3 separate regions of the Homo sapiens genome follow, and all the other regions are linked to region 3. Evidence: chromatin loops called from intact Hi-C (ENCODE). Cell type or tissue: endothelial cell of umbilical vein. All regions are shown on one strand.

Region 1 (4,000 bases), 100 kb after region 3:
GAATAAAAGGTCACTTAATTCAGACTGTGAATGGAGTCCCCTAAAATCGTTATGCAATGCAATGTATGTTTTTATACAGATACATGTAATCCACATTATTCCATCTGGGTCTGTTACCATTCCTGCCTCAATGATGTCATAATCAATGGAAACTATTCACAAGTAATGTTTTAGAGAAATAGTGTTCATGGATATGCTGGCAGGTAGATGCTACTAGAAAAGTACTTCTTGGAAATTTGTGCAAGCATTGCAGTTTGAAAACATTGTACAGGCACCAGAGTGGCAAACACAGGAAGATGGTTAGACATAAAAAGGGTCTTAAAATAAAAAGCGATAACTTAGTGGAAAGTAATGCAAGGACTTTTATAATAGCTTTTATGAGTGGGTTATTGAGGAACATAAGCTTGGCACAAAACTTTGTAAAATAAAATCTTAATATAAATTTTGTATAATATTTTAGTGAAAAAAGTGTATAATTGCACACATTTTTAAAAGTCACTACTATAAATACCACATAAAACCATATTTTAGGAGGTATAATTTTCTTAATATCAGGTAAAATTATGAAGTCCTGTGTGATAATTAAGCCATATATGATTGCATTATTTGCATGTGCCTGTATATATATGCATGCATCTAGATATGCAGACATGTATACATGTGTGATTATGCTTATAATGGTGCATCAAATTATTATTGTGATTCTGTCAGAAGTTTACAAGTGCTACACAAATTTTAAAGAATGTACAAATAAATGGGTTGTAATGGACATGAAATAGTTGAATAGCTGTCTCTCTTTCAAGCTGGTAGACAACATTTTCATTTCCTTCAGAAGATTTTGAACCACGTATATTGACATGTGAAAGTAGGATATTCATATATCACACACACACACATAATGCATTTCAGGAGAGGAGTTTAAGAAAGGAAGTCTGATCACTCATCGTATACTTCCAACATCCTTTCATTCACAGCATCACCGAGCAGGAAAGTCTTGCCAAGAATAATCTCGGGTTTTACAAGCAAAGGAACTTTGGAACCCACAGTCCCACTTAGAGACTCCAACCTCCAGCATTGCCTGCATGGCTAAGATATGCACAATCACAAGTAAAAACAAAACACTGGGGCAGAATGTCTCTGCATTTAAAAACCATACTTTGAACAACCTTACAGTAAGGCTGAGCTTTGTAATTACACTGTTGACTCTGACCAGAGGTAGAGAACAGAGCAATGTCAGATGCAGAGAAGCTTGACATTCATATGCAGATCCAAGGAGGAAGAGGAATCAAAGTAAAAAAGGAAAGGACACAGATAGATTCAGGAGACAAATTCTGTACCAGTGAGCAGTTCACACTAGGATTATAGCCAAGTAAGGGATAACATTTACTGAGCAGTTACTTGTGCCAGGCACCATCTAAGTACACTGTAGATTTATCTCAAGCTATCTTTAAATAATCTGTAGAGGTAGTTACTAATATCATATCACATGGTATAGCTACAAAATAAAAGACAGAGATTAGAAATCATATTCCTAATAAATAACAAAATTAGGTCAAAATTCATGCACTTCTGGCTCAGAAGTCTGTTCTTAAACATCTTTTTACTGACTACACACACACACAGGCAAATGCACACAAACATATATTTATTTAACTAGTTATTGATTAGGTGCTTCTTTCATTCCAAGCTATGCATTCAATTCTTTGCAACTAATCTGGAAATCCCTGAATACAGTGGACCTCTGTAACGTTTATAGTCACACTCTGATTTTTGTAGAGAAAATAAAAATGACTTTTAAATAGTGCAAATCAAATAGTCACCATTTGTGTTCTGATACCACTTCTTCTCTGGTGCAATAGAGAACATACCTACAAACACATCCATCTACAATACTCAGAATGTCCTGTTATTTGCTAGCGCTATAATAGCCCAAGGGAAAACATTTTCTACAGACTACACAGAACAATTAGAAAGCCCTGTATTGGCCACATACCATAAGTTAAACTATTTTAGCTACATAATCAATGTCTGTGTCCAATACATTTGCTTGGGAAATTTAATTTTCCATCAAGCAGTATTGTTCTACGTTAGGCTGTTAATAGTGTACTATATTTCTATTCTTACGCACACCAACTATCCACTTCTGGGTCATTGTTTACCTGTCTCCTTCCTGAGGGCGCTCAACAATGTGTGTCAACGGGAAGGTCATGGGAGCAACCTAAGTAGCAGGCTGACTTAACAGCTTGGTTTCCAGGTCAACTTACTAGGGCTTCAGCACAGTGGACCTTCACTGTTTCCCAGAAGTTCAGAAAAATGTTGCATCTCCCACTTTTTCCCAGACAATGGCTTCCTCAGTGCAAAGCAAGGAAAAGTAGATATGCAGCTACATGATTTATTAACCATACCAGAGTCCGCTAGGGATACAGGAGGTATGTATTACACTTGAAAATCTCACCAGCTTGCAGGCTTAACTTAATCTTTATTATATTTGCCTATTTCCTTCTACTTTGGGATATCATTCATCACGCCCAGGATACTCCTCTCAAGAGGGAACAAAGTGTAGGACCATCTACATTTATTCCTTACTTAATTCCCATGTGGTTTTTTTTCATTATTGAACAATTATCTTCAGTATGTGTCATTCTACCAGAACAATAAAAAGTGGAATATGTGCAGCACACTCTGGACTGAGACTTTGAACTCCGCCAGCTAAGAGTTGGCTACCTACTCTTGCTACTATTACTCCTACAATTAAAAGAATGCAGATCTATCACCAAAGAATATCTGCAGATGACAAGCAAATGAAAAGATGACAAGCAGATGAAACATCATGTTAGTAGGGAACTGCAAATTGAAACAAGATATGCATCCATTAGAATGGCTAAAATAAAAAATACTAAAAGCACCAAAAGTTGGTGAGGAGTGGAGAAATAGGAACTCTCATTCACTGCTGGTGGAAATGCAAAATGGAACAGCCACTTTGGAAGGCAGTTTGGCAGTTTCTTATAAAGCTAAATATATTCTTGCCATATGATCCAGCAGCATGCTCCTTGGTATTTACGCAAATGAACTAAAAACTTACATCCACACAAAAATATGCACATGAATATTCATAACTGCCCAAACTTGGAAGCAACCAAGATGCCTTTAAATAGGTAAGTGAATAAACAAACTGTAGTATAGCCAAAGGATGGAATATTGTTCAGCGCTCAAAAGAAATGAGCTGTCAAGCCACGAAAAGGCATGTAGAAAACTTAAACACTTACTGCTAGTGAAAGATGCCCAACTGAAAAGGCTACATACGGTATGATTCCAACTATATAACGTTCTCCAAAAAGCACAAATATGGAGACAGTAAAAAGATATGTCTTTGCTAGGGATTTGGGAGGAGGAAGGGAGAAATAGAAGGAGCACAGGGAATTTTCCGGGTAGTAAACCTATTCTATATAATATGGTAATGGTGGATAAATATCTCTACATATCTGTTAAAAATCCTTAGAATGTGCAATCCAAAGAGTGAATCCTAATGTAAACCATGGACGTTGGTTAATAATAATGTAGTAATATTGGTTCATCAATCGTAACAAATGTACCACACTAGCGCAAGATTCTGATAGTAGAAGAAAATAGTGGGAGAATGGGAACATAAGGCAACTCTGTACTTTCTGCTTAACTTTCTGTAAGTCTAACACTGCACCAAAAAGTCTATTAAAAATAAAATCATTTTAATCCAAGCATCGCTCTCCCACCCTACCCCTGCCCCCACCCCACACACCAGTAACAGATGAGAAAAACAGCTAAAGCCCAATGCGTTGTGTTCCGCTCAAGAGCTGGGCCTGACCCCCGGGCTCCACCGCCAGCCTCCTCTGTCCAGTGGAAGGCAGCGCCAGGGATGCCTCCCGCGGTAGTACAATCTGCATGGCTGGTGAGGGGTGGGGGTAGGATTTTTCAGAATCTTCTTGAGGTTCCTCTGTTTAGCTCCTCGCCAGCCATCTTTCCA
Region 2 (4,000 bases), 260 kb before region 3:
TACATGGCTTTTGGGTTTAGATCAAGGGTCAGCAATTTTTTTCTGTAAAAGACTACATGGTAATTATTTTTGGCTTTGTAGGCCATATGGGTCTGTCCTAACTACTCAATTGTGCCTTGTATCATGAAAGCAGCCATAGGCAATATGTAAAAAAATGGCTGTGGCTGTGTTCTGATAAAACTAATTACAAAAAAACAGGCTGCGGACTGGATTTAGCTCACAGGCCATATAGTTTACTGACTCCTGGTATGGACATATAGATTGATAAAAGTCATGAAGTAAACATTTCTATCTCTAGAATCATACAATGGTAAAGTTAGCTATCTCATATCTTAGTTACATGATATTATTCAAGTGGGAGTACAAGGACACAATAATTTAAAGTTAATAACATTTAAGTTAAATTCTTTAAAAGAAATGCTTAAAGAATCTACAAGTGCAAACTTGTTAGAGAAAAAAGAAATCTATTAATGATAAGGTATAATCGCTTTTATTCATATATATAATAAAAGTTGCATTTTAGAGTTCTTAGCTTTTTTATAACTTCAGCAATTCACTCTATGGAAATGTTACCCAAATTTCCATCTGCCATCTTATGCTATCTCTACAGCTACATTTCTACATTTCAAGTGCATACCTGAATATTTCCACTTGGCTAACCCTGCCATGGCCTCAAATATAAACTGTATAAAATATACTTTCCAAAATTAGCTCTACTTTTAGACCTAGAATTTTCACCAATATAACTATTCTTAAATTAAAAATGTTAGAGTTAAAGAGTCATATGATCAACTTTGACTCTTTTATTTTTATCTCTCTTCTATTGTCTGCTACTAAGTCCCCAAAATATTTCCCTCTATCGTATGTCCACAATTTATTTATTTTTGCCTATTTCATATTACTGTTGTTTCTATGACTTCAACCTTGCACTGCTACAGCAGCATACTAGCTGGCATTCAGGCCCATGTGTCTTATCTTTCTAATTTATTCTGTACACGCTGACAGATAAAACACTGCTTTCATCAGGTCCTTGCTCATACCACTTATCGAACAAGGTCTAAAATACTGATCTTGACATTTATAGCCTTCCACAAAATCACCCCAGGCTCCAGATCACATCTTCAGAGCTCAATCCACCCACTTTTCTGTGAACACATTTAATGTTTTTGTTTTTCTTACCTCAAACACTTAGCTTATAGAATTGATCTTATCTTGTATTCTTTTATCCTCTCTACTTCTTCTAATATTATGGTACAAGTCAAGTCCCAACCCGTACTTTAAGTCTTTCCTCAGCTCTTCAGCTTCAAATGATTGGCTTTGCAATTGATAAGTTTCAGTCTTTAATTCTTGTTAGGTGACATTAACAGTGATCTAATTTTCCTAAAAAATATAAGCTCTCTGGTTTAAAGATCTTCATTCTTTCCTAACATTTATAGCTTTTTCTACAGTCTTCCAAATGCAAAAACAGTGGAATGAGTAATTGAAATGAGAAATTCTGATGTGCTAGGGGGGACAGAGAGCAGCTTCTCTATAGTCTTTGTTGATTGATTTAATGTTTACTATATAATTATTTTTGTCATAAAAATAGCACAAGTTCATTTTTTTATTTAAGTCTCTGACCATATAAGTAAGGATAAAGATGAAAATAGCAAGAACTTGGCGAGTAAATAATATGGAGTTCTGAAAACAGCCACGACCATCAAAGGAAGAAAATTTTGTCTTCTTGCAATTAGTAAAAGATACTTCTACATTCTTAAGATTCTCCACTTCATGTTTCTATAGAAATATAAGCTGTACGAAAAAGCAGTCTTTCATCTACTCAGGAAACAAAGAAAAAGACTGTCTTCATATGGAAGTTAAAGGGATTGTTCTAAATATATTTATGAATATATCACTTGTTATAATGCAACTTTCACTTCCCAGATATCCTGAAAATGGATAAGATTGCTGAGGTACAGCAAGTTGTTTGACAAATATGCCAAGATTAGGAAGCACTATGTAAGTACAGGCAGAGAAAGAGACACCAGTAATAGGAAATCAAAAATGGAACAATCAGAAAGATAGGAGAAAGTCGCACACTGAAGATGCTAAAGACCCTTTTATCACAGAGGGAGTGGGTAACAAGTATTCACTACTACAAGGTGGCCACCCAGGATGAAGAACGAACAGTTTTCCGATTTGGAAATGCAAAGGTTGCTGGTAATCACAGACAGAATAGTTTTTGTACAGATTGTGTGTCAAAACCCAAAAGGCCCATATGCATACATTCACTTGGGTTATGAACAAACAGGAAGAGGGAAGAAATTAACGTTTAATGAAGACAGCATGTGCCAACTACTCTAAGGCTTTTGTGTTCTTAGCCTTAAAGGGAGGAAATGAATCATCCAAGGTTGTGCAGCTTATACGTCATTGTTTGGAACTGAGGCTGTTTTCACACTTGTGCTGCTTCTACTGATCTTGTATTTCCTCCAGTGGTGTTTTATAAAGATATGGTTTTCATCTGCTTTACCTAATTTTATTTCACATTTTGATCTCTGGGTATTGTTTGTGCATCTATTATGAAAATTTGAATAATCCTAAAATATCATTTGGTCCAAACCCCTCTTTTTTTTTAATCTAAATAAATTGAGGTCCAGAAGGTGAAGGGATGAGTAAGACACACTGTATTAGTAAAAGAATGGAGACTAAAACTTATGTTTCCTGATTCCCAAACTCATGCTCATTTTCATTATAACCTCTATATAGAACCCAAAATATATGCAAATCAATGCCTGATTCAAGAAGGAGTTAGCAGGGCATGACAAGAAGATCTCATATCACTCAATTTCTTAAAGAATGATTTGAAATGGAGGAGAACGACTTTCAGTTCTATATACTTAAGTCTCTATAACTGTAAAGGGAGTCACAGTTATGTTTTACCCAAAGTTGATGGTGGGAGATACATAATGAGAATTATGCAAATAAAATAAAATCCTAAAAACTACTGCAACTAGCAATTTAAGATTATTTGGAAACTAAGTTTTATGTTCCAGAAGAAGACTTCTAAAAGGAAGATTATAAAAACAGGGGATTTTTTTTTTTTTTTTTTTTTTTTTTTTTTTTTTTTACAAAACAGAAGCATTTTTTTCTTAAAAAGGCAGTTTTTTTTCACTGTACAGAAAATGAAGTCCCAGATCAAATCAGCAAAAACTGGAATTCTGCTCTACATCTTCAAATTTTTGTGTCAACATGAAATACGTAACTACACATGGGAGAGCAAAATACGTTTTTTATAAATTAAAGTTGCTCGCATATTCAATTATGTATTATGCTACATTTTAAATACGCAGCAGGAGCTGTATGCTATAAGTCAATATGAGTAAAAATAATCATGTGCTCTTTAAAGACTGAATTTGCTATGTCTGGAAGAAACAACATATTCCAAATCTTGAGTTTCTATATTCCCTATAATATCTAGTAAATAATTATGGCAAAGTTGAACATTCTCATTACCCATTTCTGCAAGATTCCACGTTATTTAGTGGTGCAGATTGTAATTAAGTAAATAAGTCTGCCATTTAAAAATCAGTACTAAATATGAACAGAATTGTGGATAGCCATGAAAATGAAAGAGATGTCATTCTGAGAACTTCTGAAAAAGTTAACTAATTCTATTACATTGTATGTATGCACATATATAATGCATATAGGCAAGGAGGTAAGAATCTTATTGCTTATTACGGTGGCAAGCAAAATGCTGTGGATACCGTAATCTAAAAACAAACAAACAAACAAACAAACAAAAAAGCTTCAGTGTACCATTTATGTCATAAGTGAAAGCTTGGCCTGACTTTCTTTCAGACATAAATGAGAGAAAAATTCAAGAATTATGAGCTAATGCCAAAGAACAATGGGAACAATTTAAAAAGACATGTTTCTATGTCCTGATGTTTTGTGGAATGGCTCATAGCAGATTTATATCTGCTTTGCTCTGTTTGCTAAGCATGGTGTCCAAGTGGCA
Region 3 (4,000 bases):
AAGAAAAAAAGCAGTTTTCCAAAATTATAGTCAAACTATGGGAATATTTTCAGTTAATAGAAGCATTTGACTAAATTTTCCAGAAAACACAGCATACACAAAATACTCTTTCTCCTTATTCTCTCTATTGATGTTTCTCTTCCCATTTAGCTCTTTTCTACCAAATTTAAGGAATTCCAAGATTGCAAACCACAATAGATTGTTCAGTGTGGCCATTGGAAAAGGCATGTCAAGGTTAGCTGAGTAAATCCAGGAATAATCAAATAAAAAAGAAGGCACAGGAGAACAAACATTTATTTTCTCTCACACTGGGCTGTACATATTTGGCGAAGTGGCTTCCATGGTTCTCTCCTTCTTTATAGCGAAGGGTTATTTGTGTTGAATAACAACTCTTCCAGGTCAGTAAAAGTTGGATCAGGAATTGAACATACTCATTGTTCAAGAAACAAACAAACAGAAAGAATAACTAGGTGTGAAAGAAGTGGATAATTATACTGAAGTTTACCAATTAAATTCCATGTAGAAAAATCATATTGTTTTCCTCTGAAAGCTGAGAAACACATTATTACATTACAATGAAGTTTCATTTGCGAGGGAATGAAGATTCAAAGATCTCCTTGGAAATGGAGATTCCAAGTTTATACATGGAAGACTATTCTACAAGGATACTCCAAAACTTAGTATTTGTAAATTAAATAGTACAATAGCAATTCTAAAATATGCAGGAAAAAAATGAAGAATGCCTAAAAATAATTTTAATGCCTCTCTTTCTAAATGGTTTTACTCAACTTAATTAACTGCTAACAAGTGTTTAAACTAGTTAGAAATAGATATATATGAAACATAACTCATATACACACAACCTGCTGTTAAGATTTTTTCTTTCCTTCTTTCTGTCTCTCAAAGCAATAGAATTTTGATTTGAGAATTATATATTTTGTATAGATTCTTGTTTAAAATGGAATTCTATTTTTGCTTAAAAAATGTCTAACTTTTGCTGCTTACCTAAGCTACAGCGTTATTTGAATTAGAGATATTTGGATTTAATATTTCTGCAGAAGCCCAGACCCCCATCCTTATTTCACTGGAAATAAAAAACCACAAGGGTCTATTTTCCCTCCTTAATCCTCATCCCTGAACTTTCCAGAGGGATGAAAAACAGTAAATGATGGACGCTTTATTACATGAAAGCCAGTTTGTAAATATCAAAAGGCAAATCAAATTTCTCTTTGTTCTGCAACCATAGAAAGACAGCAACATTTTCATTAAGGTACGAAATAAAAATCTGGGAGAAACCCATATACCTTAGAGTGATCTAAATTGAAATACTAAGATTCTAGAAAGAGGAGAACCCATCAGGACTTGATAACGATGTCAGTGAGAGAGCAGAGAGGAACATTCCTGACAGACCTCTCAATTAGAACACTAAGTTAACATCAATACTACTTACCCTTCTTTCTAGCCATACCTCCTGCCTTTTCCATTTTTTCCCTAAAATTCTTGCTGTCTTACAATATGTCACATGCTTCCACACACAAGGATTTGCACATGGCATTCCTTCTGCCTGGAATATTCTTCCTCCAACTCTCTCCACCCATCTTGAATGCCCCTGTGACTGTTCTAGTCCCCAGGTGCCATGTCTAATTCATATCTGGTGAGCACATAGCAGGTGATAATAATGAAGTAGAGATTAATAGGTAAACAGGAAATTACAATGTAGGGATTCAAGGACAATGATGGGAACACACAGAATGTCATGGGCATCCTGCCCAACCCTGCTCTGTGGTCCTGGCAGACATCCACATTCCTTTAAGCCACAGATTCCTGCTTCCCTACTTTATTGTTCCTACTTTATTGTTCTTGGTTCTAGGCTTTGGTAACTTGGAACTCAGCTCTGACCCTGGAAAACTTTTCTCACTAAATTCTTCAGTGAAATAATCAGACAATCCAATAGACTATACAGTAGGGGTTTTTTTAAATCTTTATATGCCTCATGTTATTCAATTCTTCTTATTGCCATTCATCTATATCACCACTGCTTGCCTATGGCATTCTCTATACTGGTTCCTGTTCCTCTATTTCTTCCTTACTCCAATGCCTTATGTATATGGCTGTCCTATTTGTCTTTCTGAAGAAAAAATCTTATTACATTGCTTTTATACTACTACTACTAAGAAAAACAGAAAAAGCGTATGTAATACAAACATAAGACAATTACAAAAACACAGAACCCAGAAAACAAAAGCACAAAAATACCCTGAGTGGTAACGAATACCCTTTATGAAATAGAACCACCTTTCTCACCTTACATTCTATTATTCCTATCATAAACTCCTCAAATCTCTTCCTTCTGAAAACAGCTCACTTCCCCAAGAGTTCCATTTGCTAATTCTTTTTCGTAGTAATGTGATAAGAGAGAAAGCTAACATTTTTTATTAACACTGATCGTTTGCAAATATAGTGCTAATTGACTTTATGTACTGAGATCCACACTTGACTGATTCAAAGGTCTGATTGCAGGAACGCTATGAAAGCAATAAAGGTGATAGTCTCAGGCAGAGGTGGGTGTGTGAAAGACGGCCTCCTCGCAGAGGCTAGACTCTAGCCCGTCCTTTGAATAACCACATGCACTGGGATTCTCCCTTAAGTGATCTGTGCTTTTCCTTTTCTTGAGGAACTTCCTCTGCTCCTGTTACAGCACATTTTGTTTCTCTATCCTTCTATTTCTACATGGTGGGACTTCCATTATAAGTGCATTCCTACCTCTCCTCACCACTCCTACCACCACCTCACCCTCCATTTTCTGCTTTCCATGGGGAAAGGAGTAAATTTAAGACAAGGAGTGGCACAGTGCCAGAAAGGCCCTTTTTCTTTTTCTTTATTGGAACCAACCTTTCAGCAAGATGGAGGATTCTGATCTGTCCTGTGACATCTGGCCTGCCTCTGTGGAGACTTCTATCCACTACTAGGAGAATATATCTGTCTAATTCCACAGCAAAGTATGAGGGAGCCCATTTTGCCTGTTCTACCCTTCATCCATAAAACAACTGCTTCTACACCTACCTGTTTGATTCTTGTCTCTTGCTTGGTTCCAAACTAAGAAGTAGATATGAAGTATTATTTTTTGGTCCTTTCCCTGCTCTAAACTTCCATGTCTTTAACTAACACTTTCATATCAATGATCCAAGATATATCTCATGGGGATATGGTTTCTATGATATTTTTTGTAAAGGGCTTTCAGAGTACCTTCTAGATAATCCATTCTAGGATCTTTGTTTAGTCTACGATTTCCAAAATTCAAAATTTCATCCCCTGAAATTCAAGTGAATGACCCTTCTCAAAACTAATCTCTATGCACAAAGATTATCACAAATATATATGCAATCATTATGGAAGTAATTTGCATAAGAGGAAATGTAATTTCTCTGGACCAGACCCTAAACACCAGTTTGTAGAGAGCATGCTGCATCCTCTCTTGAGAACAAGTTAACTTTATTTGATATATAGTATAGCAAATGCAAAATTTATGAAAGAACTAAAAACCTCTTGTTTCTGCAGCACAATTTGTATGCGATCTGAGGACATTTATTTAATAAAGGGAAGCTCTAAACAAATTTGAGTACATTTAAATTTTGTTCCCCCACCCAAATTGCCTAACCTGTCTACATAGATACATATACATAAAGTTTGATCTATGGTTATTTCATTTCTGTGTTAAATCTGATAATGTGACACATATTATCAGATGTGTCACAGGCCACATTATTGCCCTATTAAAATATTTGCAGCTTGAATACTGGTACATTCTATAGTTTTTACAAATCATTTAAAAGTTGCATTCCATGGAACTAGCAGGTAGTGCATTCAAGCTAGTGTCTACCATTAAACAGTGTACAATTGTCATAATTATCTACATTATTTTCCTTTAAATCATCAATCTCTGACTAAATTGCTTTAATCCATAGGTCCTGATATAGAATTCCTCTACTGAGCACAATTT

What was found. Peaks named below come from ENCODE experiments on the same cell type or tissue, not always from the same donor. Only the 100,000 strongest peaks of a DNase experiment are listed, where the experiment ranks them.
Region 1: it touches region 3 in a loop (2.6-fold over the local background); 1 of 110 quality-filtered maps calls a loop at or near these places.
Region 2: a loop joins it to region 3, with 5 times the contacts of the local background. A loop is called at or near these places in 1 of 110 quality-filtered maps.

The regions. Positions count from the first base shown.
Region 1 is chr7:11,816,274-11,820,273 of GRCh38, forward strand. All of the region lies in intron 1 of THSD7A (thrombospondin type 1 domain containing 7A), which reads right to left. It also overlaps the pseudogene THRAP3P3. Among named protein-coding and RNA genes, the nearest start is that of THSD7A, 14 kb to the right of the region's middle. In endothelial cell of umbilical vein, no CTCF peak of the experiment used is centred here; DNase peaks (open chromatin) are centred at 1,038 and 2,248.
Region 2 is chr7:11,456,596-11,460,595 of GRCh38, forward strand. All of the region lies in intron 11 of THSD7A (thrombospondin type 1 domain containing 7A), which reads right to left. Among named protein-coding and RNA genes, the nearest start is that of THSD7A, 370 kb to the right of the region's middle. In endothelial cell of umbilical vein, no CTCF peak of the experiment used is centred here; a DNase peak (open chromatin) is centred at 2,366; H3K27ac peaks cover 2,026 bases.
Region 3 is chr7:11,714,664-11,718,663 of GRCh38, forward strand. All of the region lies in intron 1 of THSD7A (thrombospondin type 1 domain containing 7A), which reads right to left. Among named protein-coding and RNA genes, the nearest start is that of THSD7A, 120 kb to the right of the region's middle. In endothelial cell of umbilical vein, no CTCF peak of the experiment used is centred here; a DNase peak (open chromatin) is centred at 1,768; H3K27ac peaks cover 3,013 bases.